Linked DNA regions of Homo sapiens: region 2 is linked to region 1. Evidence: chromatin contacts called from ENCODE Hi-C or POLR2A ChIA-PET data. All regions are on one chromosome and are shown on one strand. Each heading gives the region's core, a stretch centred on a gene start or an enhancer-like site at or near the end of the contact. The rest is flanking DNA. Distances are from core to core; before and after follow the strand shown.

Evidence for each region. A loop is a pair of places that touch in the nucleus more often than their neighbours do. ChIA-PET counts read pairs that join two places held with the same protein, here RNA polymerase II (POLR2A). Pooled maps may share reads with other maps.
Region 2: a loop to region 1 is called in a pooled map, with 3 times the contacts of the local background. The contact joins two enhancer-like sites. A Hi-C loop is called at or near these places in 6 of 50 pooled maps. POLR2A ChIA-PET finds 5 or more read pairs at or near these places in 2 of 52 experiments (T-cell and activated CD4-positive, alpha-beta T cell).

What each region holds. Positions count from the first base shown.
Region 1 is chr4:3,103,809-3,110,813 of GRCh38, reverse strand. It overlaps HTT (huntingtin), which reads right to left. Exons shown (of 67, transcript NM_001388492.1): 4 at 6,931-6,990; 5 at 5,378-5,457; 6 at 3,391-3,529. Among named protein-coding and RNA genes, the nearest start is that of HTT, 33 kb to the right of the region's middle. Within about 2 kb of position 2,858, at least 8 of the 41 ENCODE cell types and tissues checked have a DNase peak (open chromatin) inside an H3K27ac peak, as active enhancers do.
Region 2 is chr4:3,386,301-3,393,305 of GRCh38, reverse strand. RGS12 (regulator of G protein signaling 12) reads right to left here. Exons shown (of 18, transcript NM_001394154.1): 4 at 6,869-6,890. Among named protein-coding and RNA genes, the nearest start is that of HGFAC, 52 kb to the left of the region's middle. RefSeq lists enhancers at 4,237-4,386, 5,077-5,346. Within about 2 kb of position 4,270, at least 14 of the 41 ENCODE cell types and tissues checked have a DNase peak (open chromatin) inside an H3K27ac peak, as active enhancers do.

The sequences.
Region 1 (7,005 bases), core at 1,609-4,108:
GTTTCCAAATTAAAAGGCCTACTAAGTACCTAGCACTTCACCTCCCCAAAAATGGAAAGCTTCCAAAGAAAAGTACATTCATAGGTTAAGGAATCGGGTCACGTTGGAGATTTTAAGACAACAGGGCAAAGACTTTGCATTTCTGAGGGAAAATGATTTCTACCCCAGAACACCATACCCAGCCAAGTGTACAGGAAAAAAAATGGCATTTTTATGAATGCAAAACCTCATACAATTTCCCTCCCATTCATCTTCTCTCAGGAAGCTACTAGACGATAGAAAAACATATGGCATCTAGGAACTGGGCATCCAACGGGAGAACTGCAAAGGAAATTCCAGGCTAATGGCAAAGAGAAGTCCTAGGATACAAGTGTACTACAGACCTGAAGATCAACCTGCCCAGACTGGGGCAGAGAGCTGGATAACTCAAGTTGGATGACCACACTGGGGAAAAACTGATTCAGTAAACTACCTGTCATGAAAAATTGTACTAAACACATATTACAAAGAAGTTGGAAGGTGTGAGAAGACAAAAAGGCCAAAGAATAATAAGCAAGCGATATAGAGGTAACGATTAACTCCAAGAAAACAGATGTGAAGATTAACTCCAGGAAAACAAAAAGTTGTACAAAGACATATAATCAAGGCACAAGCCAGCAAAGAGCAAGGCAGCAGCAATGGCCTCTGAAAGGAACCAGGGTCTGAGGAAAGCTGAACCTAGAAGTCAGGATCTGGAAGAAGATTGAACACGACATGGTGATGAAAGCCAGCACCAGCCTGCCCAAGAAGCTGGTGCTGCTGAAGGCCCCAATCAAGAAGTGGGCGGCTGTCTCCTCCACCTCCAAGATGCCTTCCTAAGGATGCTGGCCCCAGCACAAGCCAACACTGTAGCCCCCACCTCCATGATTAGACCTTGCAGGTGGCCCCCCCGTCCCCAGCACTGGGTCACCTAGAACTTCGATAGGGGCCTGGCCTATGAGTAGGTGATCAGCAGATCCCCGGGTGCTGAGAACCCAGCTATGGCCATGAAGGTACAGTCACCAACTTCATCTGTCCTCCTCCTCCTCCCCAGGTCCTCTCTCCAGTTTCAACCCAGAGCAAAAAACACAGCTTTCTCATCAAATAAGAAACACAATCAAAGAAATATAATACGTAAGCAACCATGACTATTTACTTAGGCATAATAACGTACACACTGAATTCTGATAGAACTATAGTGAAAGTAAAAAAATGTCTAAAATTGAAAAAAAAAATAGCAGTAGAAGCATGTTATTTAGAAATGTGGAAGTTGCTGGGCGCAGTGGCTCACGCCTGTAATCCCAGCACTTTGGGAGGCTGAGGTGGGAGGATCACCTGAGGTCAGGAGTTCGAGACCAGCCTGACCAACCCGGAGAAACCCCATCTCTACTAAAAGTACAAAATTAGCCGAGCGTGGTGATGCATGCCTGTAATCCCAGCTACTAGGAGGCTGAGGCAGGAGAATCGCTTGAACCCGGGAGACAGAGGTTGTGGTGAGCCAAGATTGCGTCATTGCACTCCAGCCTTGGCAACAAGAGCAAAACTCCATCTCAAAGAAAAAAAAAGAAAGAAAGAAAGAAACATGAAAGTAAATATTGGAAGAAATACTAAGAGTTATGTTTGCCTGTGAGACACAAGGATTAAGAGAAAAAGTAGGAAGGGAACTACTATCTTTGTTTATAATCCTGTTGGTACTACTGAATTTCATTGATAATATATATATATATATTTTTTTTTTTTAAGAAATGGCATCTTGTTTTACCACCCATGCTGGAGTGTGGTGGCACAATCACAGCTCAGTGTAGCCTCGAACTCCAACTCCTGGGCTCAACCGAGCCTCCTGTCTCAGCCTCCTGAGTAGCTAGGACCACAGGCACATGCCATCATGTCCAGCTAATTTTTTTTCAGTTTTTTTAGAGATAGGGTCTCACTATCTTGCCCAGGCTGGTCTCAAACTCCTGGCCTCAAGCAATCCTCCTACCTCAGCCTCCCAAGTAGCTACAATTATAGGCACAAGCCACTGTACCAGGCTCTTGATAATAAATTTGAATAACCATAAATGAGCAGAGAGGTAGCAGAATAGATTTTTTTTAATGCCAAAGGTTCAGGAAGGAAGTAATTAACGGATTCTACGTTCAACAAAGTGTTAGCATCATCATACTCAAATGGTGATCGAAATCATGAAAATGATGAGAACTAAGAGTACAAAAATACCATCTATCATCTGAGCTCTGACAGCCAGAGATATCACAGAGGGGACTGCCTTCAACAGACCCCAGTGTACAGATGGGCAAACTGGCGCTGTGGAGCTCTCACAGCCTCTGACCACAAAGGAGCACCTACTCCCATTCCAAAGAGATGGTAATAAAAATAACAGCAGCAGAAACTACCATTTACTGAGCATGAAGAAATATTACACTAAATTCTTTAGATTCATCATCTCCCTTCGTCATTCCAAAACCCCATGACTAGTTTGAATATCTCCTTAGTATTAACAAGAAAACTTCGAAGCTCAAGAGAAAAAACATGAGAGAGGCTAACAGTTTATTCCAAATCATTCAGCTAATAAGAGCAGTAGCAGCTAACATCTAAGCCCTTCCCGTGGGTGACTATGCTACACTCTAACACATATTCCTTTATTTTACTCTCAGAGTTGCCCTATATGGGTCCCATTAAGGCTTATTTTTCAGAATACGAAGGAAATAGCTTAGAGCTGTTGGGCAGTTTGCCTAGAGGAAAATAACTAGTAAAGAGGACAGAATTCTAATCCAAGTCCATCTGATTCCACTCTACCCAGTGTGTATCATCACCTCCCAGGAGGGTCACTTGGGCTCAAACCCAGGACTGACCTACCAAAAAGGAAGAGGCTAAGAATCCTGTAATCTGTAGAGCATGTGACAGGGTCACTATTTCTGGACATTATAAACAAAACACTAAAGTGGGTTTGAAGATGATTTGTTGGAATGCACAACAGGAAGCCAACAGGCTCTGATAGCTGCAGGACGTTCAGACCCACAAGGCCTCGTCAGTGAGCTTTCTCCTACCTGCAGTCTTGGCACAGTCATCTTCCCGCAGCTAGGTTAAAGAGTCACTCTAGTACGCCGAAAACAAATCTGCTCTGGAAAAATGCCTTTTCAATTTGCATCTAGAAACCATCTCCCAATTCAACTCTTCACCCCACAGTAAGAAATGAGAAGTGGAAAGAAGTCCTTAGGTGCCTCAAAAATAACACAAATGATGGTAGTCTAAATTACGACATACAACATACCCCAAGAAGCACTCCCACAGGACTCCCTGTTCAGAAGCCCTCACCCTCCACAGACTCACTCACAGCATCACTCGCATGTTTGTGACCTGAGGCAACAATCATACCTTAATTTCATTGTCATTTGCAAAATTGCCAAAAGAAGCCATAATTTTGGGAACAGCTGCAGCCAAGGTCTCCTGGACTGATTCTTCGGGTCTCTTGCTTGTTCGAGTCAGGCACGGCAGAAGGTTCACCAGGTAAGGCCTGTGTATGCAAAAGAACGCAAGTCATTCTTCCAGCTCTCCTTCAGGAGAAACAGAAGCAATTCATTCCCTGTTAGGGAAAAGCCAGTTTTATATTCCAACAGTCCCTAATGGGATGGGGAAAACTCAGCTGAAAGAACAGGAGGATGAAATGTGGATGAAGCTCAAGTGTTGGGAGACATCCTTCATTTCTCTTATGATCACAGAGGATCTAAAAGGCTGGGTTTAAAAATTATTTGCAGTAAATCATAATACTTCTTAAAACACTCATTTTTAATTAGAAAATAAGTGTAAGAAAATACCATTTTAAAAACAAAAATTTTTAAATGGGAATAAAGCTTTCCTGAAAAAGGAGAATTATAAAATGGGGTTGTGGGGAGAGAAGAAAAGCCGAATGTGTAGGACACAGAGCAGTGAGTCACAGATCACAGGAATTCACCCAACACACAGAGTGACAGGGCAGGCCGGGTGCGAGGTGCCAGGAGTGGTGCAGCCCTGCCCTCTAGTGGCAGAGTCTGGCAACAAGCACGGCCTCAGAGGGTGGCTGGGGAAACCTCCCTAAGGAAGTGACTGTTCCGCTGAGAACTAAGGGGGAAAAAAAAACCATCAGGAGGAAGAAAAACCTGACTCTAATCAGACTAATGAGTCAATGCAGGGTGTCTGAGGTGACAGAGCCATTGACGAGTCTGGAATCTCTATCTAAACGGCACTGGGAAATGGGTACAAGAGTTTAAATAAGGGAATGACAAGACCCAGTTATATTCTTTAAGGTCACTTTGGCTGCTATGTGCAGAACCTGGATGTGTTGCTTCAGAAATATAACACATTTTTTTAAATGATAGTAAAAGAAAAAAGATTATACAAAAGGAAATTTCCTTAGTGATTATACCTCTGCAGCCATATAAGTTCTTTTCTGGATTTTGGTTTTTTTGAGACAGGTCTCACTCTGTTGCCCAGGCTGGAGTGCAGTGGTGCGATCTTGGCTCAACACGACCTCCACCTCCCAGGCTCAAGTGATCCTCCCACCTCAGCCTCTCGAGTGGCTGTGACCACAGGCACGCACCACCATGCCTGGCTAAGTTTTGTATTTTTTGTAGAGGCGGCGTTTCACCATGTTGCCTAGTCTGGGTCAAGCAATCCACCTGCCTTGGCCTCCTGAAGTGCTGGGATCAAAGGTATGAGCCACTATGCCCGACCCATATAAGATTCTTATTGAAACTCAGTTCATATTAATAGTGAGGGTTTAGACCACATTCCCAGTGACTCAGGATGGAGCTGAGGGTCTATGGGATATCAGCATCAGCATGTATTGCTGGTTAAGGAGAAGGAGGGAGCTGATGAAAAGTGGTCCTGCTTTTGTTTCTCAATCCGTTAAGATACAACTGTTTTGACTAAACCAAACTATTCACAGTGCAACAACCATATTTTTAACTCATGTAACAGACAAATGGATATTTTGCTATAACTCCTATAGTCAGCAATAATGAAATTGGTACCTCAACCTTCAACAATTTGGCAAGTATCTTTTAAGCAAGTACTATGTGCAGACACTGTTATCGCTGCTGGGCTGCAACAGAGCATAAGACAGTAAGACCCCTGCTGTCCTGGGGCACACATCCCATAAGTCTCTTGCGGAAGGGTGGGATAGAAAATAAACAAGCACACAGATAGACTGTACGTGACAATTTCTGACATGGATTAGTGCTATGAGGGAAACATAAACAGGGCAAGGTCGACTGCAATTTGGAGAGGGCAGAGCAGACTTTTGAAATGACATCTGAGCTGAGACATAAAGGATCAGTAGCAGCTGGCCCCCGACAAAAACCAACATCCAGAGTGTACAACTTACCTGCATTTCTGAGGCCGAACCAGGTGAGCCAGCTCAGCAAACCTCCACAGGGCAGCACGCAAACTCCGAGGGGCACCATTCTGAGGGGGTGCAATGAGGGTTGCATTAAGAGTCACATACTAGTCACCAAGAGGGTTGCATAGAAACGAAGCATTTTCTTTCCTTGTTACTTTCTAATTTTAGAGAAAAGGCCATTTAAATGCATAAAACATCTGGTAACTACTTTAAGGTCTAGTGGGCTTCAATTATAAAGATATAAAGTAAGTTACCATTTTTAATTCTCATCTCATCTAATAAAGAGTAACCTTTTGAAGAAAAGTAAAGCAATCGTCTACCAAACAGCATTTCCTTCTAACATTGTGAATTACTGAATAACGATGAAATCCCACACCTGCTGCTTAACAGAGTGAAGTTTGCTCAGTGATGGAAATAAGGGCCCAAGACCTGGTATTCGACAGCACAGCAGAGGGATCATAGACAATAATATATAGTCGATAATAGTGGTTTGTTTTTTGTTTTTTTGTTTTTCTTTTGAGACAGGGTCTCACTTGGTCGCCCAGGCTGAAGGGCAGTGGCACAATCTCAGCTACCTATAGATTCAACCTTCCAGGCTCAATTAATCCTCCCACCTCAATCTCCCAAGTAGCTGAGACTATAGTTGTGCACCACCACACCCAGCTAATTTCTGTACAGACAGCGTTTTGCCATGTTGCCCATGCTGGTCTCAAACTCCTGGTCTCAAGCATCCACCTGCCTCAGGTTCCCAAAGTGCTGGGACTAAGGTGTGAGCCACCACACCCGGCCCAATTTTATTTCATTTTTATTTTTTGAGACAAAGTCTCACTCTGTCGCTCAGGCTGGAATGCAGTGGCGTGATCTCGGCTCACTGCAACCTCCACCCCCAGGTTCAAGCGATTCCCCTACCTCAGCCTCCCGAGTAGCCAGGATTACAGGCGCCCGCCACCACACTTGGCTAATTTTTGTATTTTTAGTAGAGACAGGGTTTCTCCATGTTGGCCAGGCTGGTCTCGAACTCCTGATCTCAGGTGATCACCTGCCTCAGCCTCCCAAAATGCTGGGATTACAGGCATGAGCCACTGTGCCCTGACTGTTTTAGTTATTTTAAAATGTACAATCAGGCCCGGCACAGTGGCTCACGCCTGTAATCCCAACACTTTGGGAGGCCGAGGCGGGCGGATCACCTGAGGTCAGGAGTTTGAGACCAGCCCAAAGTTCGGTTGAACCCGGGAGGCGGAGGTTGCAGTGAGCCAAGGTCATGCCACTGTACTCTAGCATGGGTGAAAGCAAGACTCTGTCTCAAAAATAAAATAAAATAAGTAAAGCATGTAACTGGATTGTTTGTAACACAAAGGATAAATGCTTGAGGGCATGGATATCCAACTTTCCATGGTGTGATTATTATGTATTGTATACCTGTATCAAAATATCTCATGTACCCCATAAATATATACATTTACATGTACCTACAAAATACGTGTACCTATAAAAATTTAAAATTTAAAACATTTTTAAAAAAGAAAAGCAAGGCCCACCTTTTTAATTTCCTTATAGAGCTCGAGCTGTAACCTTGGAAGATTAGAATCCATCAAAGCCTACAACAAATCACA
Region 2 (7,005 bases), core at 3,021-5,520, 280 kb before region 1:
TGCGGCGGGAACAGCTGCCAGAACTCACACAGGGTCAGGGGGTTCCCGAGTTCCAGCCAGTTCTGGGTGAATCCCCAGCTTTTAGAGGAGTCCCCAAATGTAGCTTTACAAACCTCTGTATTTTTTAAAGGAAGGCAACAAAATTCAGCACTCAGTCAAGAACTGCCAGACAAATGAATACTCAGAAAAATGTAACCCATAACCAGGAGAAAAGTCAGTCAATAAAGGGACCCAGAAAGACAGAGATGATAGCACTGGCATCTAAGGGCTTTACATGTCTTATAAATATACAAACATTTTGGGGTTTTTTGTTTTTGTTTTGAGACAGTCTCACTCTGCCCCCAGGCTGGAGTGCAGTGGCACCATCTCAGCTCACTACAACCTCTGCCTCCTGAGTTCAAGAGATTCTCCTGCCTCAGCCTCCCGAGTAGCTGGGATTACAGGCATCTGCCACCATGCCCAGCTATTTTTATATTTTTATTAGACACGGGGTTTCACCATGTTGGCCGGGGTGGTCTTGAACTCCTGACCTCAGCTGATCCGCCCACCTCAGCCTCCCAAAGTGCTGGGATTACAGGCATGAACCACTGCACCCAGCCAACATTTTTGGGGTTTTAAAGCAAAGCGTGAAGAGAATCAGTAGAAAGAAATGAAAAAAATAGAAGGAACTGCTAAAGATGAAAACACAGTCTCTGAGATGACAGGCTGATCGGCAGGAATTCCCTCACAGGAGGGAATGAGCTGTATATCTGACACTAAAATGACAGATCAGTGAACTGCAGGATAGAGCAAGAGAAACAATGAAATGGCAAGCATGCAGGCGACACAGAAGCCTGAACATGAAACGGCCTCCATGAGCTGAAGGGAAAACCAGGTGGCCTAACATGCTTGCATAATTAGAGTCTCAAAAGTGGGAAACAATGAAAAAAATACCTGAACCCCAACAAATCCCAAACACAACAGACACAGAAAAACCAACCTGAGACTCATCATAATCAAATTGCTGAAAACCGACAATAAGGAGAAAGTCTTAAAAGCTTTCTGTTAGGTGGTATGCCCAGAGGGGATCTCTTCCCACAGTCTATCTAGCCTGGGGGTAGGGGAAGGATCTTCCTCAACTGCATAAAACTGCACAGGTCCTGTCCCTGAGAAAAGCCCTTGAGCTCTCCCCACACTCAGGATCTACTTCTAGACCTTTTCCTTAAATCATTTTGGCCAATCTGATTTTCAATCCAATCTACATAATGCTTTCTTTCTGCAAACTTCATACATACTCTCCTGAGAGCAAATCTATTAACATTTTCAGACCATTTTGAAAGTCCTTAGGTTAAAAGTTCCAGAAATTTAAAATATTAATTATTTTAGTAAACTATTAAGATATACAGAAAAGTGCACAGATTATGAGCATATGGCTTGGTGGAGTTTTGCAGGTGAACATCCTCCCAGACCGAGAAGCTGAGCAGGAGGAGCTTCCCTGGAGCACCCAGGCAGCCCTCTCTGACGCCCCCAAACACCCCAGGCAGCCCTCTCTGGTGAGGCCCCCAAACACCCCAGGCAGCCCTCTCTGACGAGGCCCCCAAACACGCCAGGCAGCCCTCTCTGACATGGCCTCCAGACCACCAAACAGGGCGGACACTGCTTCTCACGCCTAGGGTTGCATGAGAGGAGTTCTTCGTTTGTTTTATCTTTTCCCCAAGAATCTAACTAAGAAACTCCCTTGGAGTGGGAAGGGGTGGCGCCTGCTTCCAAGTGTGGCCTCTGGGGAGGGGATGCAGCCGCAGGGGCACCAAGGGCTTCTGTGGTCACCCCAGCCCTGAGTCAATTCTCAGGCACAGGCCCCCTGGCTAGCACACGTTAACTCTGGAAGATAGGTATGCAGTTAGTGGTTTTATTACCTTTGAATTTGTTTGCTTGAAAAAATAATTTCACAATATTAAAAACTAGTAATAAAAACTCTCCAAATATCTTGTAGAATTGGAAAGAAACAAGTACATCGGAAGGCATCCTGGCAGAAATCAAGTCTCCACACTTCCAAAACTGAAAATCTCCAGTCTGACTCCTGTTTACAAATACTAATACGGTATTCCACACCCTACAAATACACTGTGTGATTCTGAGCATCATTTTGAAGTCCAAAAGCAAACCAAAAGAATGTGACATATTAAATCAAGTAAAGGGTTCTGGTTAAAACAACCACTCCCACAATAGCGCATTACAAATTAACATTCTGTTTCTGCTATTTAGCAAACATTTTTGGAAAATGTGCAATTAGGCTGCACTGTTTTTCTGATGAGGAAAATGTAAATTTATCAACTAATTCTATGTAAGTACTGATGGTTCTACTCTCAAGCTTTTCCCTTTCTCTTTCAAAATTGTATAGAATACAAATTTTGGCATTTGCCAAAAATATCAACAATTATACTTTATATTTTAAAGAGGAATGCAGTTTAAAGTCCCCCAAGTTAATCCGGCAATTACGGTAACCCTCCCCCATCAGGCAGCCGTTTGTGACAGCTCCCCAGGCCTCAGTGCCTGTTCGCTAACAAGGACCGGCGAGATGAAGACACAAGGCTAGGAGAGAGAAAGTGACTTGCCCCAAGAGATCGGCCTGTCAGCTGTGGAGCTGCAGGTGGAGCCCGAATCTTCCGCCATGGCCAGGTCTGAGCTCCAAAGGCCCGCGTGTTGGGTGAAGGCACTGGAAGAGCCTGGCAGGCGCGCAGAGCAGCCCAGGAGGAGGCGGCGGCAGTGGGTCCACCCCGCAACACCAGTCACACAGGAGTTTCTGCTTCTGTGCTTGTGTGTGCTTTTTGAGAAGGTTTCACGACTAAAAGGAAAATCACTGAAAGCCACTGTCCCCGCCCAAGCCTCGCCCTGACGCTCTGGCTGATGTCTGCTGAACACCCGATCATTCACTCAACAGACAGCTCTCGTGCCAGCCGCTGTGCCGGGTGCCGGGACAACTCTGACCTGCCACGTGGAGGTCACACCAGCTGGGGGGACAAAAGCACCAACACAGATGAATAATTAAAATGATGGAAGCTGCCCCTAGCACGGGCAGGAAATTGACAGTGGCCATCGCTCAGGATGGGGGCAGGTGGTCAGGAAGGGAAGAGGGAAACCGCATGTGCCTGAGGCACCATTGGAGACCAGGGTGGGACGCAGGATGGTTGGGGGAACAGGGGCTCTGAGCTGGTGGAGGGGTCCAGTGCAGGGGCTGGGCAGATCACTGCTGCTGCTGTGGGGGCAACCACCAGCGTTCAGGAGAAGGGAGCGGGAGGATGGCTGCAGAGACAGGGCCAAGACTGAGGTCTGCATGGAGGACGAGTAGGGGGGCAGCTGAGTGGACAGAGTGGGGTCAGGGCAGAGCTGAGGCACAAGGCATGAGGAGGACATGGGGATGGAGGACTGCGACTAGTACGTGTCGGGGGTCCCCAGGGTGAGGCTGCGAGAACGGAGTGTTTGAGAAGCAGCTGGAGCACCGGGGTCATGTATGTGGGGTGTCATGTGGACCTGCCACCGTCCCCCAAAGCCAGAGCCGCACAGTTCCCCGGCTTTCCTGCTGGCACAGACGCCGTACGCAGGAGGAGGTGGGCGCTCTGGGAGCTCCCCGATAGTCTCCACACCCCGACTTCAGAAGGTGAGGTGGTCACAGCGGGAACATCCACCTGTGGAGGCTGCAGTGGGTGAGGGGATTCTGGCAGGCCTCTTGGCACAGAGCTTGACCAACGGAGGAAGCCACAAGAACGGGCTTCTGTGCGGCCGCGGCTCCAGCTCTGTGCAGAGCCAGACCAGGAGAGGTGAGAGGTTCCTTTTTCCAGGAGCAACCGGGCATCTTCCTTTTCTCATTTCTTCACAACGCCCCATCTCCCTCCAGCTCGACCTCACACTTCTGTCTGAATAACTTCCCACAAGGCAGACCATTCCCCTGCTAAGCCTCTCTATAATGCTAGAATGTGCTTCCTTCTCTCCAGCTGGAATCTGCTCCCTGCCCCCACCCACAGCCCTGCCGTGCCCCCCAGAGACCAGCTGTAACCCTTTTTCCCGAGGGCACTCTTTGGCTACAAACGGGTGGCCATTATCAGCCCCTTTCTTCTGAAAAAGTGAAAAAACACACTCCAACTTGACAAAGATTGCCAAAATAGCATAGTCCAACTTCCTTAAAACCGAGCCACAAAACTAAAACTCTCCAGCGAGAGCCTAAGCTATAAAAGCACGATACGCGTCACAGAATGAAACCGTGGCATGAACACGAACTCTCTCACTGGCACGGCTCGTTGAACACAAAATATTTCTAAGTGAGTGATCTATTAATCACCAAAACTAGACAGGATGACCAGGCAGAGACAGCCCAGCTGAGCAGATTGCTCCCCAAGCCAACTCCTCAGTCCCTCCTTGGAACTCGGGGAGCATTTTTCCCATAAAAACACTGGGGTGCTGGAGTTCCCAGGCCCACCTCAGTGCACTGAGTCTCCCACTGACCACAGCCTATAAAAAGATCTCTGTGTGGAAACACAGCCAGAGTTTCCCTGGGACCACCCCCCCACCCCGACCCCGCCCAGGCTCCTGTCACTGCCGTGGAGGGCAGGGTGTGGGGGAGGGGGCCTCTTTCTGCCTGAGGCACCAGAAGGGGCAGCAGGGGCTGCAGGCGCTGGAGGGTCCAGGGCTGGAGCGGGGGACTCTCCAGGACCATGGGGCTGGGCGTGTGGAGGCCCAGGGCTGGGGGGTGGGTGGGAGCCAGGGTGGAGGGGCCTCTCAGCCAGGGCTTTCCCCTGCAGGCCTGAGTCTGGCCATCTCACCTGCAGACTACTGTGAGCTGCTGGATCTCCCCACTCTGCCTCGGTGCCCTACATCTAACAACGGCAGAATGTGACACCGATCTAGAGCTCATGTGCACATTAAACAAGATAACTGGCTCTTTTTACTCTTATAAGCAAAGAAACTGAAGATGGAAAAATAACAAAAACACAAAAAGGAACTAAATAAACATCCAGCCCGCCCACTGCGGTTCCTGAAATTCAGGGTGTGCTGATGACTGTCTCCTCCCTCCCGTCTCCTCCTCCCTCCCGTCTCCTCCTCCCTCCCGTCTCCTCCTCCCTCCCGTCTCCTCCTCTGTGACTGGGGCTCTCCATGGAGGGACGGGCCTGTCCCAGTGGCCCCAGGGTCTGACACTGGGAAAAGAAGGAGGAGCAGGGGGTGGAAAGCCCTAGCACCAGGGGATCTCTGCGTGGCCAGGATACACTTCCTCAGAGGGACACACAGAGCCAGCGTGGCGAGGAGCCAGGACACACTTCCTCAGAGGGACACACAGAGCCAGCACGGCGAGGAGCTAGAGACTTCCCACCCTTGGGAGGTGCAGGTTTTTAAACAACTGTAAAATGGACACATAACACAACTCTGGGTTCCTGCATCTATTGCTGACAGAAGCAATCTTTTGGAGGCAAATAAAACTTATTATATATGGTGAAACTAAACATATTAGGCAAATCTTTCATGTATAAATTGCCTGCAAGAAATGAATGTCTTCTGCCAGAAAGGAGAAGTGAGAACACGGCAGAAAGAGAAAGCATGAACAGATCATTCAAAACACCGGTCACTTTATCCTGGATTTGGTTCCGGGTCCTGTTTCTTTTCATTAAGGAAGTTTATCCTCCCTCCACCTTAAGACTGATTAAATGACATGATTTTCATTGTACATAAAATAGGAAATAGAATTCCTTTTATTCTACAAAATACATCTCCACCACACGAGTGTCGGGATCCCTCTGGTCTCGGCTTCAGGTGCCAGTGCGTGTGTAACCCAAGATATGCTCCTCCTCCTACAGAGCCGCTGGCCCACAAGGGCTCTGAGCTCTGTCTGCCCACCTGGGGTCCTCCTGGCCTTCCTACAGAGTGGCTGGCCTGCGAGGGCTCTGAGCTCTGTCTGCCTACCTGGGGACAGCAGCCCTTTCCGAGGCCGAGGACTGAGGCCAGCAGCTGCAGGACCACAGAAAGTGAGAGAACGACATTTGGTTTCTCTTTAACGCACAAATACAGTGGCACCTCAAACCCACCGGCCCCTGGGCAGCTTCTGCAGCACAGCCTGTGCCTCAGCCCATCCCTGGCCCACAGCGATGCCAGGTGCACCTATTCCAGCTCTCAGGGACAGAAGTGGGGACAAAAGCGTGAGGTGACGATGAAACCCGAGAGCCTGCGGACTGTCAGGAGTGTTAGAAGAAAAGAGGAATATTTCGGAGGAACTCTCCTTACTTTGGAGAGGTTTTTTTAAATCATTGAACCAAAATGATAAGGATGACATCAGAGAAATCTTCAGTGAAATAAGACATTCCTGCCTACTTCCTTTTCAATCAGTCCATGAAAAGAATCCCTGTGCACAAAATTCTTTAAACACAGAAAGTAAGTTTTTGATTCCTCTTCATCCCACACTCTCAATTCGTCTATTATACTTTTCTTGAGAAAATTCTGGGTCTCACCCAAATTTCCTGAATTGCTCAAATTCAGAAAGCACTTTGAAATCTTAACTTGCTGGTTTAAAAGCTGGTTATACAACAAGGGAAGAGCAAAAACACGTTTTAACTTGTCAGACACAGGCAGGCGGGTGGGTGCACTCCTCAGACACACAGCGCTCTATCACACTGGTGTTCAGGGCCATGGCAGTTCTCTTAACAAACAGCTTCCAAAACACACGCCGAGGCCACCTGGGTGTCACAGAAAGCGCCCCCAGAATTAACTCACCTAGAACCCGCCCACAAGGAGACAGGGAAAGGCAAACAACCCGTCCTTCCTGAGGGCATCAAATGGCAAATACACTTTCACAATTTGAAAACTTTATGAAAAATAAAAAATATATACATCAGAAATTGTGACTTACCGCCATCAGACACAGTTGCAGACTGAAAGAAAAGAGAGAGAGACATGAGTTAATTAAGCCTCATGACAAAACTCCAGGAAACGAAAAGTCCATCTGAGGAACACAAGGGGCAGACTCTGGGAGGTTCTCAGAGGCAC